Regions from separate parts of the Homo sapiens genome. Here all the other regions are linked to region 1. The links are chromatin contacts, found by Hi-C in ENCODE. All regions are on one chromosome and are shown on one strand. The core of a region is the stretch at or near the end of the contact, and the rest is flanking DNA. Distances in the headings are between cores, read along the strand shown.

What was found. A loop is a pair of places that touch in the nucleus more often than their neighbours do. Pooled maps may share reads with other maps.
Region 2: a map with no recorded cell type shows a loop between it and region 1 (14-fold over the local background). The contact joins the promoter of RTL10 here to the promoter of PI4KA in region 1. A Hi-C loop is called at or near these places in 2 of 37 single-sample maps with no recorded cell type and 8 of 50 pooled maps.
Region 3: a pooled map shows a loop between it and region 1 (9-fold over the local background). The contact joins the promoter of PPM1F here to the promoter of PI4KA in region 1. A Hi-C loop is called at or near these places in 5 of 50 pooled maps.

Annotation. Positions count from the first base shown.
Region 1 is chr22:20,857,416-20,860,115 of GRCh38, forward strand. PI4KA (phosphatidylinositol 4-kinase alpha) reads right to left here and starts at 1,396. Exons shown (of 55, transcript NM_058004.4): 1 at 1,155-1,396. The coding sequence starts at 1,310. SNAP29 (synaptosome associated protein 29) reads left to right here and starts at 1,592. Exons shown (of 5, transcript NM_004782.4): 1 at 1,592-1,932. The coding sequence starts at 1,696. RefSeq lists silencers at 1,005-1,054, 1,075-1,834 and an enhancer at 1,514-2,323.
Region 2 is chr22:19,853,489-19,856,188 of GRCh38, forward strand. It overlaps RTL10 (retrotransposon Gag like 10), which reads right to left and starts at 1,386. Exons shown (of 3, transcript NM_024627.6): 1 at 1,172-1,386; 2 at 955-1,051. It overlaps GNB1L (G protein subunit beta 1 like), which reads right to left and starts at 1,386. Exons shown (of 8, transcript NM_053004.3): 1 at 1,332-1,386; 2 at 955-1,051. It overlaps LOC124905080 (a long non-coding RNA gene), which reads left to right and starts at 1,484. Exons shown (of 2, transcript XR_007068005.1): 1 at 1,484-2,224. RefSeq lists enhancers at 1-494, 1,917-2,396.
Region 3 is chr22:21,951,558-21,954,257 of GRCh38, forward strand. PPM1F (protein phosphatase, Mg2+/Mn2+ dependent 1F) reads right to left here and starts at 1,291. Exons shown (of 8, transcript NM_014634.4): 1 at 1,235-1,291. RefSeq lists enhancers at 444-513, 560-1,080 and a silencer at 1,074-1,483.

The sequences.
Region 1 (2,700 bases), core at 146-2,645:
CCTAAAACAGCCTTTCAGCTTCATCCATCAGCAGACAGCCACAAAACCACTCCCAACTGCAGCAGGCTGGTCTCCGGTCACCACTGTCTTATCTTGTCGGAAAACATCCTCTCTCCATGTGCCAAAAAGTTGAGTGGGAAAATAATTCCATCCTTTCAGAGCTAAACACTGTGCTGAGTCTCATCGCACACGGGTGGGCAAAGAAAGTTGACATTTACTGCTCACCCACTCTGTGCCTTGACCTGTGCAAGATGCTTTATGCTAGAACTCATTTAATTCTCAAGAACAACCTCATTTTACAGATAAGGATACAGAGGCTCTAAGAGTTAAATTTACCCAAGAGGACATGGTAAGTAAGTGCCAGTGCAGGGAACAAATTCAGGTCCCACTCTAAAATCTGTCTCTTTCCAGATCTCAAGGCACACCACTGAGTTGCCTTTCACCTTTCTCCCAAGATGAGGATTGCTCTGGCATGACTTCACCTTTCTCTTCTGAAGCAATTCCAAGTTCACTTCTCTGCCCACTGACAGTTCACTCTCCTTTCCCTGCCACTGTCCCTTCTGCAAACGCACAATCTTTTACCCAACCTAACGCCCCCAGCCTCGTAGAATAACACTGCGCAGTTGGTTTACAGTCACAAAGCACTTTCAAGACAGTGTTTCGTCTCCTGGTCACCACAGTCCGGTGAAGCCGGCAAAGCAGATAAAAGCATCCCCATTTTACAAGAAAGCCATCTTCCCAAGGTCGCGGAATAAAAAGCAGGTGAAATCGGAAGCAGAACCCCAGGTCTTGACCCCTGGTCCTCGGCTCATCCCACTGCTCCGCACAGCCGCCCACGATCCAGCCTCCACCTCCGCGATGTCACAAGATGCTCCCTGGGCCAGCAGCTCACATCCCCCACCCCCATCCCACAACCACCCACCTGCAGCGGCCCTGCAGGCCCCGCCGACCCTTCCCCCACGGTCCCTCTCTCTTCACCAGCCCCTCCCACTAGGGCCTCCTTCCCCCGCTAGATCCCTCCGCTCAGGCGCCCCCTCCCGCACAGGCTGCCGGCGAGCCCAGCCTCGGCCTCCCACAGACCCTCGTCCCGCCTCCACGCTTCGTCACCCCAGCCCCTCCTCCTGTCAGCCCGCGGCCCAGCCCGCCGACGTTACCTTCTCCAAGGATGCTGGTCTCTGCACCGCCAGGGAGCGGGCCAGTGACAGGACCGTGTTGAAATAGAAGCCCCGCGAGGCGCTGGAGCCGGAGCCGGAGCAGCCGCCGCCGCCTCCGCCTCCGCCTCCGCCTCCCCGGGCCGGGGCCGCCGCCATCACCTCACGAGCCGCGGCGCTGCCCGCCGGCTCCCCGCTCCTGGCCCGCGAGCGCCCGACCTCAGGGCGCAGGCGTAGGTGCATCCGGCTTTCCCGCCACGTGACCTCTCAGTTGCTGACACTAGATAGGGCGTGGCTGCGGGGCGGGCCCACCGCTGCAGGGGAGAGAGGGGATGGACAGTAGGCTGCGGTTGCGCGCGCCGGATGTGGGCCCCCCCCAGCCGACCTGCGCGATGGTCGGCTCCGAGGGCGGGGCCACCTGCGCGCGACGCGCGGAAGGAGTTCGCGCGACGACCGCGGGGTCGGCGGGCGGGGCGAGGCCCTGGACGGCGGCGGCAGTGGGGCTCCTCCTTCTGTTTCCCAGACCGAGAGCCGCGCCGGCACCATGTCAGCTTACCCTAAAAGCTACAATCCGTTCGACGACGACGGGGAGGACGAAGGCGCCCGGCCGGCCCCTTGGAGGGACGCCCGAGACCTCCCCGACGGGCCCGACGCGCCCGCGGACAGGCAGCAGTACTTGCGGCAGGAGGTCCTCCGCAGGGCTGAGGCCACGGCCGCCAGCACCAGCAGGTCCCTGGCCCTCATGTACGAGTCCGAGAAGGTTGGGGTCGCCTCTTCCGAGGTGAGCCTGGGGCAGGGCTGGTGTGGACTCGCCGGTCTCTGTGCTGTCAAACGGAGACGAGAAATGTTTTGCTCACAATCTTTTGAGAATTCTCAAGTTGCCTAGCATAGATTCTTGCACCTTAGTGACTCGATGGTGGTAACAATCTGTTAACTATGTAAAGGTATGTGCATCTGGAGTACTTGAAGAGGGCAGTTTACCCCAGAAATCTTCCTTAGCTATTAGTCTGCTTCGTTGATTTTTTTTTTCTTACGCCTAGCTCACGGGGAAACGCCAGATTATTTTCTGTCCAGGTGAGTAAAAATTCTGAACAGCAGGTCCTAGGTTTGGGAAATGGAGAGTCCGTTTCTTCGACATTATTTCCTGTGCAAAATCTGGCACAGGGTTTTGGCCATTCCTTCCGGAGTGAGCCAGAAAGAGAGGACTATGTGCCTGCGAGTGTCAGGTGATACCCTGAAGCATCAGGGCAGGTGGTCCACGAGTTCTTCCCGCATCATTGACATCTCCACCTAACCAACCAATAGAGGTATTGAAGTCCCTTCAGCCCAGACAGCTGCCTAGTTGACCAAAGCCTGGGTTTGATTGAGTCCAGGGTCTTACCTTTACTTCCCAAATCCTAGACAAATAGTGTGCGGGTTAAGAGTTTGTTGCTCCAACTCATCTTCATCAGTTCTTCCCATCCTTAGATTTCAGAGAGTAGTACCTTCAATAACAATTATTCTGGCCGAGCGCAGTGACTCACGCCTGTAATCCCAGCACTTTGGGAGG
Region 2 (2,700 bases), core at 136-2,635, 1.0 Mb before region 1:
CTCCAGGAAACTCTCTGCTTCACCCCACACACAAACGCCACCGGCTCACTGGGAGCACAAGGCCTGCACACACCTTCATCCCACATCTCCTATCTGCTGGCCATCCCCCCTCAGGGTGAGTTCCTCCAGGTACCTCCCAGGGTGGCCTGCAGCACTAGAACCTGCCAGGGCCACTGGCCCTACCTCCACCACCCAAACACTCTGGAATCCCTCAGGTCTGACCCCCCTCTGGGGGGGGGGTCTTCACCTGAAAGCCCAGCCCATGACCCTGGCTTCCCACCTTACTGCAGGATTATACTAAGGCCTGGACGTGAGTCGAGTCCAGTCCAGTCCCTCACTGAGCTCTAAAAAAGCAGTGACCCCGATCCAGGGCCCAGCTCCCACCACCAGCCAAGGTTAGGTATCCAGGTTGCCCACAATGACCACACCCCATGCCCGGGAGCCACAGTGTGCTACCCAGATCTCTGCCTTCCCTTCTTCCCAGTCCCCTACCCTGCCCACTCACCTGCGCACCTGTGTCCCCTGCAGTCTGGGAGAAGGCTTCCCTGCACCAGCCAGCCAGGCCTGCTTTGGGCCTGAGCCTTCCTAACCCTGGGCCGCACTCTCACCATTTTGAGAACCTTAGCCCTCCCACGCCTATCAGTCTGTTGGTCCCCCTACTTTTCTCCCCACACTGCCTGGCATAGAAGACTTTCGGCCCTTCTAGACTGGACAGCACTATCCTAAAGGGGCAGGTACCACGGCGCATGTGTGTTTGCCCCCACAAGGCCAAAGGCAGCACCTGGAACGCTGGAGCCGTTCTCTGCTCTGGGGAGACCCAGGAGCCCCAAGAACAAAACCTGCCCAAAGCCTTAAAGCAAGCTGAGTGCAGACGACTGCACCGCCCGCCCCCCAGCAACCGCCATGCAGGAAATACGAGCTCACAAGGCCCACGGCAACAAGAAGCCCACCCACCTGAGGCTACGCGAATCGCCCGCGAAGAGGGTCCTGGGATCCGTAGCCACAGACCGTGGGACGGGCCTCCCTCTGAGGGCGAGAGTCCAGGCGCCACCTAGAAAGTGGAGAACGAGATCGGCCGCCGTGAGGCCAGGCAAGGAGCGGGCGCGGCTTCCCGAGACTGCGAGAACGGCCCAAATGTCTCCAGGTGCCCCCACAAACCCCCGGCGCGGACCGAGAAACTGAGGCCCGCAGACCGAAGGCACTGCGACCCAGGCTGGGGCTCCGAGTGCCCCTCTGCGGATCAGAAGTCGGGAAAAGACGCAGGGGCGCAGCTCCAGGCCCGCGTGCACGGAGTTCAAGCCGGCCGCCCGGGCTCCCGCCTCCACACTGACCCTCTTGCCGGAGTCGGGAACGCCTGCTCCTAGGAGCGCCGCGCAGCGTCCAGAGACCGATTACATCGCGCAGCCACGCCCCCAGCGTGCGCGCGGCCGCCGTGTACGACCCGGCGCATGCTCCCGGCACGCTCCACGCGCTCCTCCCATCCAGGCCGCGCCTGCGCTGTATGCCGTGTGGCCGCTACCTCGCAGGCTCTCCCGGTCCCTGCTGGCGCGGCAGTGCCGCGCGGTGGGTGATGGGAGAGCGCGCCCATTCCCACGCCGCGCCAAGTGCCACGGGATCAGGTGGGGCCGCGTGTACAGGCGCGAGACGGTCGGGCCAAAGCTGCCCCTCATGATCCCCAGCGGACGGTGCCCGGCGGTCCCTCAGATCCGGGAAATCTGCACCCGGCTGTGGCGTAGACCGAGGGGCCGATGCTGCTTCAGCCCGCCGTTACTGCCCTGGCGTCAGCCAGACACTGGGGTGCTGCTGGGCGTCGAGAGGGCTGCTGCGGGGCCGGGCTAAGCCTGGGGGGCTGCAGGTGTCGGGGTGGATGTGGGCATAGCGGGGCTGCTGGGCCTCGTGAGCGCCCTGGAACGGCGTGCCCGCGGAGTGCCTCTCATCACTCATTGCCAGTGCGGGGAACCTTGTTAGGGCCCGGTTCGACGTAGCTGCAGGCTGGGCGCCAGAGGCAGGGGGCAGGCAGTCCGAGAGGACCCTCTACCTGCATACCTGGGGGCTGCAGGCAGGGCCTCTGGGCCTCCTTGTTGTGGATATAATTGTGTGCTTCCCGACTCAGGCCGAGGCTGGACCCGGAGACGACAGCGAGGGCAGGCTACCAAGCCCTCCCCACAGGGCCGTGCCCAGCCCAAGCCTGCCGAGTCAGCACCCAGATCCTGGGACAAGATAGGTGAGGATGAAGTGGTGGTGCTCTTCTCACTTGCACAAGCCGTCCCACGCCACCTCTCCTCGGCTTCACGGTGCCTAGAGAAGAGGTGGGAGAGGGTGCAGGCGCCCCAGCTCAGGATCTGATGCCTGTGGGCCAAGGACCTGGATGCAAGCCAGGAGTCCTTGGGGCCACGGGCAGGCAGCCGGATTCACCGGAAAGTGACGCTTCTCAAGGGGAACACACACGTAACACACCAGCTCCCTTTCTGCCCTGGTCCAGTGACTCCTTTCATGAAAGCTCTCTGAAATGTTATCTGCATTTACACCCAAACTCACTCACTTTGATCCCTGAAACGCGAATCAAAGGTCACATTGTACCTTCCCTGGGTCTGTGGGGCTTTCAGCAGCCTGGGCCAAAAATAATAAAAGTGGCACCGAGCCAGGAAACGCCTCCTTGAAGTGGGAATGAAATTTGGATTTTTTTCGGTTGTATCTTTC
Region 3 (2,700 bases), core at 41-2,540, 1.1 Mb after region 1:
GCTGGTCTGGAACTCTTGACCTCAGGTGATATGCCTGCCTCGGCCTCCCAAAGTGCTGGGATTACAGGTATGAGCCACCGCGCCCGGCCTTCAGGGGGTATCTTAAAGGAATTCCACAAATGAACTTGTGTAGAGGTTCATGGCTTTCAGAAATGCATTCGTTTTGTTTACCTCTCACAACTACGCTGAGAAGTACATACTGTCAGGCTACACTGCAGATGAAGAAATAGGTTATAGGAGGGCAAGCACCCATTTAAGGTCTCACACAGGTGAAAGGGCAAAGCGAACTCAATCAAGGTCTCTGGATGCCCAATGCCTTTGGTATTTCCACCTCGCGTGCAGGAGGAAAAGAGCGAAATTTGACAACAGAAGAGACTGGAGATGGCCTCAGAGTGCTGGCCGGCCCCACTTTCTATCCCCCGTGGTGAGAGCTCAGCTGGGCCCAGAGAACTTGTCCCGGGGAATGCCACCACGACATGTGTGACTCTGTCCCGCAGGGTGGAAGGCTTCGAAGGAGCCCGCCACCATGCAGTGGGCCTCACTGTGTGTCAAGCGCTGTGCCGAAATCCCTGCAGCCGGAGCCAGTTCTTCCTGTTGTACAGACAGGTTCAGGGGCTTGCCTGACCGAACCCAGCGGCAATGTGCCCGGCCTCCGCGCCTGAGGCTCTGGCTCACAGACCTGTGGCTGAAGCAGCTGCAGCCCGAGCACTTGTGCAGCTGACGCTCGCTTCACGGACGCTTGGGAGGCCGCGGAGCCGGGGGCCATCAGGCAGACTGGGCCCCTGAAGGTGCAGGGACTGGGGGGATATGGGGCAACGTGCCGGCCCAGAGGCTCCTGGGGGGTGGGGAGAGGCCAAATCTCGGAAAATGGGGCGCGTCCCCCTCAGCACCCGATTCTGCCTCATAGCCCTCGGTCCCTACCAGGCCCTCGGCTCGGCCACACCCCCGCCTGCCCCCCAGTTCTGCCCCCTTGGCTCCCCAGCCCCCCAACTCCCAGCCTCGGGTTCCTCATGTCCGCAGCGGCCCCTCTTGCTCCTCGGCCCCCCGCACTGCACCCCCGCACCCTTTCGGTGCACCCATGTGAGCCTCGTCTCGGCCTCCTTGCCTCCCCAGCCCTCTGATTCCACCCCTCCGGTTCCTCGGTCCCATTTCACCCCTGTGCGCCTTGGGCGCTCGCCTGACCCTCGTCCCAGCCCCGTCAGCCCTCTAATCCCGTCCCCCCCGGCCTCCTCACCCCTGGTCTCCGCGGGCCTCAGCTGTCTCCTCGCGGCTCCGTGTCCCGCAAGCTGCTGCCGGCCGGCCCCGCCCACTTCCCGTCCCTGGCCGCCGCGGGCGCCGCGGGCGCCGCGCAGGCGCAGTCGGGCCTCCAGGCTGGCGGGGCCGGACCTCTGCTGCCCCCTGGCGGCTACGTGGACGGTGACTGCGGCCCTTTAGTGGTAGGCGAACTGCGGCTCCACCTGGGCTCCGGAGCCGCCCCAGTCACCAGCCTCTTGCTTCTCTTCTGCAGCTTTGGGTGGGCGGCTGGATGGGGAAAGCAATCCCTAGGTCACAGCGCCCAGAAATTAAGCAACTTCTGCCGTCAATAGCTGGTAAGTGACAGAGCAGGGATGCAAACCCAGACTGCCCAGGCAGGCTCATCCGTCCGGGAAGGAGGCACAGTCCCAGGCTCATTATGAGTTGTTTGTTTCCACAAACGTTGAGGCTTTTGTTATCTTTCCGTTCTGGAGGTCAGAAGTCCACTTAGCCTCAGTGGGCGAAGATCCAGGGATCGCCAGAATGCGTTCCTTTCTGAGGATTCTAGGGGAGAAACTGTTCCCCTGCCTTTTCCAGCTCCTAAGGGCTCCCTGCATACCTTGGCTCGTGGCCCCTTCCTACAGCCTCGAAGCCAGCAATGGCCAGTTGAGCCTTTCTCACACTGCCACCTCTGGTTCCCTCCTCTGCTTCCTTCTGCTACTTCTAAAGACCCTCCTGATGCCATTGGGCCCACCCAGATAGTCCAGCATCATCTCTCTAAATCAGTTGATTAGCAACCTTAATTCCCCTTTGCCCCTTATTATTATTATTATTTTTTTTTGACACGGAGTCTCACCCTGTCACCCAGGCTGTACTGCAGTGGCATGACCTCGACTCACTGCAACCTCTGCCTCCCTGGTTCAAGCGATTTTCCTGCCTCAGCCTCCCGAGTAGCTGGGACTGCAGGCACGCACCACCATGCCCGGCTAATTTTTTTTGTATTTTTAGTAGAGATGGGGTTTCACCATGTTGGTCAGGCTGGTCTCAAACTCCTGACCTCAAATGATCTGCCTGCCTCGGCCTCCCAAAGTGCTGGGATTACAGTACAGGCGTGAGCCACTATGCCGGGTCTGCCATGTAATCTAACACAGGCACAGGTATAGGACATGAACATCTCTGAAGGGCCATTTTTCTGCCAACACAGAGGCTCTTGAAAATATTCTTTTTCTCTCTTTTTAGAGACAAGCTCCTTCTCTGGTGCCCACACTGGAGTGCAGTGGCATGATCACAGCTCACTGCAGCCTCAAACTCCTGGGCTCAAGTGACCCTCCCCTCCTGCCTCAGCCTTCCTAGTGTCTGGGAACACAGGCAAGCACCACCACGCCCAGCTGATTAAAAAAAATTTGTAGAGACAGGGTCTCTATGTTGCCCAGGCTGGTCTTGAACTCTTGGGCTCAAGTGATCCTC